Linked DNA regions of Homo sapiens: region 2 is linked to region 1. Evidence: chromatin loops called from intact Hi-C (ENCODE). Cell type or tissue: A673. All regions are shown on one strand. Region 1 has its middle 25 kb from the start of SHISAL1. Region 2 has its middle 48 kb from the start of LINC01656.

What was found. A loop is a pair of places that touch in the nucleus more often than their neighbours do. Peaks named below come from ENCODE experiments on the same cell type or tissue, not always from the same donor. Only the 100,000 strongest peaks of a DNase experiment are listed, where the experiment ranks them.
Region 2: a loop joins it to region 1, with 8 times the contacts of the local background. A loop is called at or near these places in 1 of 110 quality-filtered maps.

Annotation. Positions count from the first base shown.
Region 1 is chr22:44,335,634-44,340,633 of GRCh38, reverse strand. No RefSeq gene overlaps it. Among named protein-coding and RNA genes, the nearest start is that of SHISAL1, 25 kb to the right of the region's middle. RefSeq lists enhancers at 1,540-2,303, 2,304-3,067. In A673, no CTCF peak of the experiment used is centred here; a DNase peak (open chromatin) is centred at 2,813.
Region 2 is chr22:44,393,124-44,398,123 of GRCh38, reverse strand. No RefSeq gene overlaps it. Among named protein-coding and RNA genes, the nearest start is that of LINC01656, 48 kb to the left of the region's middle. RefSeq lists an enhancer at 2,132-2,737. In A673, no CTCF peak of the experiment used is centred here; no DNase peak of the experiment used is centred here.

The DNA.
Region 1 (5,000 bases):
TGGGGAGGGGTTGAGCATCTGAGCTATGGTGGGGACCTCTCACTTCCCCTGGACAGAACCTCTGCCTCCTGTGAGCCAGCCTTGGGCTGAGGCCAGTCATCACTGTCCCCGATTTACAGAGGAGGACATGGGGCGGCAGGAGGTAGCCAGTCCATCTGGTCCAGGTCCCCAGCTGCTACGTGGGGTGCCAGGAGGCAAGCCCAGGACACAGCCACAAAGCCAGAACCAGGGCCCTCATTCACCAGCCCCTCCCCCTGCCTGAGAGCCACTGTTCCAGCCACACCTGTCTCCTCAGCTCCTTGCCTGGGAAACTGTGATATTGACTATTGACAGCACTGACAAATAGCACCTACCCCACCTTACGATGTAATGCGCATCACACGCTGAGAACAGAGCCCGGTGCTACCCGAGCGGGGCTTATCATCAGTGATCGCCTACAGATGAGGAAACTGAGGCCAGGAACAGCCTGCATCCCCGGGGTCTCTTGTGTTTCAGCTTTGGGAAGTGAAGTTGGTGCTCCCCAGTCCCCCAAGCCTCCTGGCTCCGTGTCACCTCGTAGCCGACGTCCTCCCAGTGTGCCTGGGCTGCTCGGTGGTCCCTGACCCAGGGGCATCTCCATGGGCCCTGAGCCCTAGGACTCGGGGGGACAGACAGGTCTGCACAGCAGCCTCTGGAGTCCAGGCATTTCCCTGGGAGCTCAGTCCCTTGTGAGACTCAGCTGCCCCCAGCACATAGCAGGGCCCCTGCAGCCAATCTTCTCCAAACTGATGGAGACGATGTCTTTTCTTTCCCACGTTGAATGCCCAACCATCGGGAGCTCAGACTTCATCCTGAAGGTACCCATGGAAGGTCTGTAAGCAGAGGAGTGGCGAGGTCAGGGGCTGTCCCCTCGAGGGACAGTGGAGGATGGGCTGTAAGGCTCTGCACCCCTTTAAAAAGGCAGTAGCATGAGTGGTTGCTGAGGACGTGGGTATTTCTATTGCTGCAAAATGTAACAAACTGCCACAAACTTGAACTCTTAAATCACCACCCACCTGCTGTTTCACAGTCCTGGAGGCCAGAAGTCTGCGTGGGCTCAGTGGGTTATCTGCTTAGGGTCTCACAAGGCTGACCTCAAGGTATCAGCAGGGCCGGGCCCTCGCCTGGAGGCTCCTGGGCTTATCTGGGGGTGTCAGCAGAATCCAGCTCCTTGTGGCTGTAGGACTGAGGTCCTGTGTCCTTGCTGGTGTTGGTTGGGGGCTCTTAGCTCCTCACTGCCTTGCCCTGAGACCCCTGCACCGCACTGCCTCATGCCTACCCCTCTCACCCGGGGTCTCTTGGGCCCCAGCTGCTGTCACCAGTCAGAGAAAATGCTCTGCTTTTAAAGGACTCATGTGACAAGGTCAGCTGAGCCAGATCATCTCCTCTTAAGGTTTGCTGATCAGTCACCTTTGTGACACCTGCAAAGTTCCTTTCACAGTGCAGTGTAGTTACAGGGAAACACTGGGGAGGGGGGTCATGGTGTGGCTTAGAGCTGGGCCTGCTGCATGCACTTTGTTTGCAGACAGAAGCCGCCTCTTGCCTCCTTGCCAGGCCTGGAAGAGAAACCTGTGTTTACACTTGTGACCAAGAGGCAGGTGGGCAGGCCAGAGAGGAGGAGCTGGGAGACTGTGGAACCCCCAGGGATGAGATGATGGCCTTTGGCAAACCCCACTGCTGGCATCTGTGCAGTGCATCTGGCCTGCGAGCTTCCCGGACCCCGGCACCCAGCTCACCACACCTTCCAAATCTGTGGGACCGCAGTCAGCCATGGCGATGATGCCTGCACACAGAGCAACTACTACGTACCCAGCCCCAAGCAGTCAAGACTCACAATACAGCAGCAGCCAAGATGCAGATTCAGCTCTGACCCCACAGCCAGCACCCCTAACCAGTGGGCAGCCCTTCCTCCCTGTGACCCATCCCTGTAGCCACAGGGAAGCCATGGCTTTGCTGTGACACGAGGCTCCTGTGGTCAGTTGGGAGAGCAGGAGCAGGGACAGGCAGCCAGCCAGCCTCACCCACTGGCAAAGGCACAAGGGCGGCAGTGAGCAAGCCAGCCTTACACCTCAGAGGAGGCCAGGGCTGGGAGGCAGAGGCCTGGCTGCTGGCTGGCTCCTCTTTCCCTCCCAGGATCCTGGGCTGAGTCTCCCCACCTCACGGCCTCCGCCTCCTCCCAGGTAGACAGGTGGAGTGAACACAATGCCCTCCAGGGCCCACCAAAGTGCTTCCTCCTGCCTGGAATTGATTGATAAATAAGGAAACAGAAGCTCAAAGAGGTGACAACTTGACCCCGCCCTGTCCACCCTACCCAAGGAGCAGAGCAGCCACCCAGTCCAGGGCACTGCCCAGCTTGGCCACACCCTTGCCGGAGGACTTTGAGGGGGCAGGGTGCATCGAAATCTCTCTGAGCCCTCGATTTTGAATTTAGGAAATGGGGGCTGGGGGATTGGACCCCTTGGAGGAGGAAGGGGCTGGGGGTGGTCCTTGGGAGGGTGGGGGGCTGCTCCGCAAGGAAGCGGGGGAAGGTGAGGGAACGTGTCGAGACCTGGGACCAGCTGGTCGCACCAAACCGGAGCCCCCTCACCCTGCCCGCCCCAGGGTCTTGGCCTCCAAGCACCACCCTCTCAGAAAGGAAAGAGGGTGCGATGCCTCCTGTCCCCGACTCCCGATTAAATGGCTGCAATTTTGATGTGGCAGGTGATCTTCTCGGGAAGCCTGGCTTTAAATTTAGCTCCCTCCCCAGCCAGCCCTTTGAAAAGGCTGCTCTCCACCAAGGGAGAGAGCATGAGTCATCGCCAGGCCGCCCTGTGAGCAGTCGCGTTTGCGGGGGAGCAGGCCTCCCGAAGTCAGAGAAATAGTAAATAGGGATGGAGGATGAAGCCACGACAGATGTGGGGTGTCGGGCTTGGCCTGGCACGCAGTAGGTGCCCAGAAATGGGGCAGGGGAATGTCTCCCAGGGTAGTCTGCATAGTCACCTGCACATGCCTCCTCCAGCGCAGCCGGGAGCAGAGACGCAGCAGTATTTGTTGAATGGTCCGTGGATGACAGCTTACATGCTTACATGCTCCGTCTCACTGGACTCACACAATAGCCCCCGAGCCTACGCCCTCACCTGCCTCGGCAGATGCCTGGAGGGCGGAAGGCTTAAGAGTGCTCCCCTGCCCCCAAAGATATCCGCATCCTAATCCCTGGAACCTGCCAGTGCTACCTTATACGGCAAGCAGGGAAAAAAGGACTTTGCAGAAGGGGTTGAGTGGAGGATTTTGAGATGGGGGTATTATTTGGGATGATCAGGGTGGGCCCTAATGCAATCACAGGCATCCTTATAAGAGGGAGGCAGAGGGAGCATCCGCCCCGAGGCTGTGGGAAGAGGAGTGCAGGGAGATCTGAAGATGCTGCCCTCCAAGGCCGGGTGATGCCGCCGCAAGCTGAGGGTACCACTAGAGGCTGGAAGGGGACAGGAGGCTCCTCCCCTGGAGCCTCCAGGAAGAGCGGCCCCGCGCACCCCTGGATTTTGGCCCAGGGATACCCATTTGATTTCAGACTCTGGAACTGTAAAGTGGGTGGTCATCTGGTTGGGGCAGCACAGGACACGAGTGCACAGAGAAGTGAACGGCCTTGGCCAAGGCCATACAGCTGGTGAGTGGCCAAACAGAGATCCAAACCCAAATCCATTCAGTTCCAAAGTCCACCCTTTTTCCTGCCGACCCCTCGGCCTCCTGGAAAAGCAGAAGGGATGTTGATGAGACCAAGTACCCACGAAGCGCCAAGCATTCATTTATTTTGGGTTAATCAACAGGACCATTGCCTGTTATGATCTTGTCTCTCATCTAATCCTCACATTGACCCTTTGAGGTCATTCCCATTATGCAAATGGGGAAACTGAGGCTCAGGGAGGCAAAGTAGTTTTGTCCAAGGTAGGCGAGCCCATGCCAGAGACAGAAGGTGAAGGTGCAGGGCCCTGGGAGCACTGCGGAGGGCAGCCCAGCCCAGCACATAGTGGGCCTGTCATGGGGTTATGAGGAGGCCATGGAGTGACCGCCCAGGACAGCCACCGTGCCTTGCAGGTTTGACATGGCTGGAGCTCCGGCACCTCACTGCAGAGGAGGCTGGGCAGGTGGGCTGGGCCACAGGCACAGGAAAAGGGGATGGAGTTTCATCCTGTAGGAGATGGAGTGACAGAGCCTTAACATTTGGGCCGTCACCAACCCGACAGTGAGCTTCTTTGGGGCAGGGACCTCTTCTGGTCTGTGGGTGTCCAGCACTACCTGGGACAGGCACAGAGCCCCACCCAGTGGCAGGTGAAGGGCGGAGGGAGGGAGGATGAGGGGGAGGGGCTCCACTAAATGATGACGCTTTCCACATGCCCTGAACACACCACACACACACACACATACACACACAGATACAAAGACACACACCACACAGACACACACACATCACACATACACACACAGACACAGACACACACAGCACACATACACACACCACACACAAACACTACACACACACCACACAGACACACAGAAACACACACCACACATACACAGATACACACACCGCACATACACACAGATATACAGACACACACCACACACACAGACACACACCACACACACACCATACATACACACACCACACACACAACGCATACACACAGAAACACACACCACACATACCATACACAGATACACCACACATACATACAGATACACAGACACAAACCACACATACACCACACTTACCACACATACACAGACACACATCACACATGCATGCACACACACACACCACCACACATACACGTGGAAACATGCACCGACACACTCACCATATGGAGATTCCAGACATGCGCACCCCAAAAAGGGAGATGCCTCATTCTACCACCCCCGCATGCCAACAGCCATCGCACACCCCAGCACACACAGCACACACCCCACTCATTCACACCATCCACTCACACCTCACACACACCATT
Region 2 (5,000 bases), 57 kb before region 1:
CAGGTTCTTCAGTTTTGAGACTCAGACTGGCTCTCCTTGCTCCTCAAGCTTTCAGACAGCCTACTGTGGGATCTCGTAATAGTGTAAGTTAATAAACGCCCCCCCCCCCCCCGCAATATATATCCTATTAGTTCTGTCCCTCTAGAGAACCCTGACTAATACACTATCGGGGTCCCCAAATCCTCCGTGCAATCAGATACTCCTCTGCTTTTGCCTGGGCTGTTCCCTCCCCTGAATGCCTTTCCTTGTGTCTTCCTGTTAAAATCTGACTCCTCCCTCAAGGTGTGACAACACAGGAATGAATGAGTCCTCCTGGTGTGATGTCCAACTTCTAGGTTAATGCCTCTGGTCTCTGTCTTCAGACCGTGGGCTCCTCCATGCCACGGCCTGCGTCTTGCTCCTCCCAGGTCCCCACAGCCAGCACAGGGCAGGTGGATGTCCAGGGAACAGAGGGTGTCATAGGAAAGAACAATCTCATAATATAATATAGATGGGAGAGCAAGGAATACCCTCACCCAAGAAGAGATGTTGAAGCTGGGACCTGCTGGGGTTGGCCAGGGGAAGTTGGGAGACCAGCTTTCCGGGGAGAGGAAGTGGCAGGTGCCAAGGCCTGGAGGTGGGGGCGAGATTGGTGCGATCCTTAGAAATGGAAGTGTGAGACCTGTGAGACCTGTGAGGCTGGGGACAGCACAAAGGCACGTGAAGTCTCAGGTTTGATAGCACCATGATGACGCAGAGCTCCCATCTTATCCTCATTTTACAGTGAAAGAAACAGGTTCAGGGAGGCAGACTCACTTGGTGAAGGTCATGTGGCAAAGGCAGAGGGGTGCAAATGCAGGCCTTGAACCCCATCCCACGCAACCGCATCCCGTGCTATTTCACCCCAAGCCACAGCCTCCTTGTTTGCGTGAGTTACCTAAGCAGGCAAATGGCCTGTGTCCTGCAGAAGCCTCTCTCCGTCCAGGGAGGCTGCAGGTACTGGCTGCCCTTGCTCTACTGGGGCACCTATGGTTGTCCTGAAAAATGAGTGATTTGGGTTCATTATTTCCTGACATTGCTGGTGCTTTGTTTTGCTTCAATGAGCGCTACCGAACTGAGTATTTCCTCAAAGAGCCTTGAGCAGGCAGCCTGGGAGGAGCCAGCCACAGCCTCTGCACAGACTCGATTTCTGCCTCTCTCCCTGATGCTTCAACTGCCTCTGCAGTGAGAAGGCTTCTGGTGATGTTTTAATGTATTTATGAGTGAAATGAATTTCAGGCTCCAGGGACCCCCTGGACACAGCTGGTTCGGGGACCATGGAGCCTCTTTGTAGGAGCACAGGGGCGAGGCTTGCATCTCCACCTTCCCCTATTGCCAGTGCAGCCTGCTGGACCGAGGACCCCAGGGGATGGCCCTGTCTCCTGCAAGAGTCCATCAGGGGTGGTGTTGGAGAGCCAGCAGTGACCTGCCTGGGTTCCAGTCCCAGCTCTGCCATTTACCGGCCCACTAACTCTGCACTAATTTACCTCTCTGAGCCTCAGTTTTGTCATCTATAGAATGGGAACAATTAGGCAAGTGTGCTTTGAGAAGAAAACAAAATAATCCACTTGGACTGCTTAGCACAGGGCATGGCACAGCACAGAGGAAGCACCCACAGGAGCTACCATTGCCACGGTGTTACCCTGAATTATAGAAGGATGCTGGGCTTATCACCATCAAGCAAATAGCCCAGGACACAGGGATAAGTTCTGGCCACCAGGCCTGAGACAGCCCCCTCCCGTCTCGCCTCCCCGCCACCTCCCCCATGGAGGGGGGGATTCCTGTCTCTTACTCCGGGATTCCCATCTCTTCTTTGGACCTCTCATGTCCCTGGTCAGTTTGGCTTCAGTGTTTCTCGCTTGCTGATCCCTCTGATCCCCTCTCCCATTCGTCAACTGGTGCGCCCTCATTCCCCTGCGCTCAGCCTCTGTTCTGCCTCCTGGAGGGCCTCCCGGACCACCCCATGCCAACAGCCCCACCTCTGCCCATCTCACAGTCATGGCTTGCTCTCAGCACATGCTCCTGACCACGTCCCCTCCTCTGCCATTAAGTTGGCTTGTTCTGGAAGGGTGACACAGCCACATCTTTCTAGTTTCTCCCCACCCCCTCCCTTTTTAATTAAAAAAGTTACATATGCACATGGTTATGTAGAATACATATAAAATCTTACGGAAGAGTAGAAAAGAAGAGTAAAAACCGCCTCTGCTCCCATCCCCCTGCCGAGACCCGCTCCCCTGAGGCAACAGCTGTTCTCTGTTTTGCTTTTAATTCTATCAGCTCTCTTTCTAACTTCAAATAATCCACTTCTACCTCTTCCTTATCATCTTTGCACATTATCTGCGGGCTCTGGCTCTGAGACGCGAGGCTTGCCCAGGCAGGTCCCTATGCATCCTGCTCTCTCTCCCCGTGCCCTTCACCTCAACGGTATTTTCTTCTCCCTGTGGGCTTCAATGGACTCCATGATTTAAAGCATAGACCACCATTGCTGCCTGACCCCGGCCATCGCCCCAGACTCTTGCTCTCCTTCTGCCCGAATCGTCCCCAGCAGGCCAAAGGCAGAGGGAGCTCCTTGGACCAGGGCTCTCCCCTGTTCAGGCCTCCTACGATGCCCAACAGCAGCTGTGGTCAGGTCCAAACTCTGCTGTGGCCTCCAGACCTGCAGGACCTGGGCCTGGGACCTCTCTTGAATGCACCTTGCACCCCTCTTGCTTCACGTGCTGTGCCCCCTCCTCCACCACCTGTGCTTTTCCTCCCAGCCCCGCTGGCCGCCTTGCAATTCCTCTGGCAGGGCAGACTTCCCCCACCGGCCCCCGAGCCGGCTGAGCCCCGGGCAGGACGATCGGGTCCTTCTTGCCATTCATGCCAGGCTTGAAAGTCACCGTCCACAGGGCGTGCCCAGCATAGTGGCTCTGAGGCGCCCCTCCCAGATGAAGTCCTGCCCACCATCCGCGCCGCCGCCGTGGGGCTTCTCTCCTGTGTTGGTGGTGGGCTTCATGTCGGACCCTCCCACAGGAAGATGAACCAGTTCCGTCTTGAGCTCAGCTCTGACCTCAGTGTCTGGAGCAGTGCTTGGCCCTCATTGGGCCTGGACAAATGAGGCCGCTGGGTACATGAGCAAAGAACCTAGTCTCAGTTTCTTGATGTGCCAACCTCGAGCAGCACAGAGGGTGAAGAAATGACCCCCCCTCCACCCTTCCCCACTCAGGCTGCTGCCCAGGCTCACAGCTCCACGATCAGGGTTGGGAGCTCCACGGTCAAGGTTGAGGGCCTCTGCAATCCAGGTGGAACAACCAAAAATCGCTTGACGGCCCTTTGTCAATGGACTCATTCTACACGTTGGAAATTAACAAAGAAGCCGATGTTAGCATTGCGTGGGGGTCATTCCCTGAGGAACCTCAGAGTGTGATTGAACCCACAGACTAGGAAATGTGGTTCCAGCTCCTGAAAACCTGTGCTTAGGAGAATCCACCCAGCAGCGACTGCCGCACAGGCGTTTTCACCTGCTTCTTGTCTCGCAGCTGCTCTGCGTTGCCTTGGAAGCCCCTGTCCCCCGATCTATGCTGCCTTCTCCTTGGCCCCTGCTTAATTACAAGCAGCTCTCAAACTCTGTGCATGCATCCTAAATGCGGTGTGCGTGCAGCCTGGGCTGGGGCTTATATGTGGAAGGGCATGGGGGGTAAACCAGCTGCCTTTCTCCTCATCTTGAGAAGCTTCTGTTTGCCTTCATCCTTGAAGACAGTTCAGCTGGCACAGAACTCTGATCAAAACCTGTTCCATCAGAACTTGGCAGATATGGCTCCACTGCCTTCAGGCTTTCGTGGCTGATTGTGAGAACTCTGATACCCGCCCGTCTCTTGTTTCCTTGTCCCAGACTGCTCTTTCCCTCTGTAAGCTTTCACGATGTTCTCCTTACAGTTGTCATTCTGAAATTTCACCAGGCGTGGGTGTTTCTCCATCATTAGTCCTGCTCAACTCTTATCGGGTGCATCAGATCCATAAACATGTATCTTGCTGCAGCTCGGGGGGAAACAGTTCTTCTGTTACTCTTATTATTATTGTTGTTATTTTGACAGTCTTGCTCTGTCGCCCAGGTTGGAGTGCAGTGGCATGATCTTGGCTCACTGTAACCTCTGCCTCCTGGGTTCAAGCAATTCTCCTGCCTCAGCCTCCTGAGTTCAAGCAATTCTCCTGCCTCAGCCTCCTGAGTATCTGGAATTACATGCACATGCCACCATGCCCAGCTAATTTTTAGTAGAGACGGGGTTTCACCATGTTGCCCAGGCTGGTCTTGAACTCTTGACCTAATGTGATCTACCCATCTCGGCCTCCCAAAGTGCTGGGATTACGGGCATAAGCCACCATGCCTGGCCTATTATTTTTCAAACTATGACTTCCTCTTCCCCATTGTCCCTTGGTCTCCCCCATGAGCTGTTCTCAAAGGACTGCTAAATCTCGTTGTCAGACGCCCCTGCCCCTCAGTCCTGCAGTTCACGTCCCTCATCTCGAAGTCACTTTGCTCTGTGCTAAAGAGGTGCTTTCTCTTGTCTTCCAGAATGCCAGCCTGATCTCCAGATGAGCCTCTGATGATTCAACACACCCGTTGCACTATTTTTGTTAATTTCATCCATCTTCAGTATTCTTTGTGTCTCAGCTATTCTTTCTTGTTCCTCTGCTTCATCCTTACCACCTAGCATTCAGGCAGTTCCACGCAGGCCCACTGCCCCTGGGTTCCGGAAGTCAAAGGTCCCTGTCACCAGCAACTCTGGTTAACAAAAGAGACGAGGAACCAGGCGAGCACCTGCCATCCCAAATGCTCCTGCGCCCCGGCCAGTCTTGACCTGAGTAGTTTGTAATGCCCAACTTGGGCTTTTCTGCACCCAGCTAGGGAGACCCATCCTTCCTCCCACCTCTGGTCAAGGTTTATTCGACTCCAGCCTCTTCCTCAGCCCAGCCCAATACTGTCCTGCCCACAGGGAGGCCCC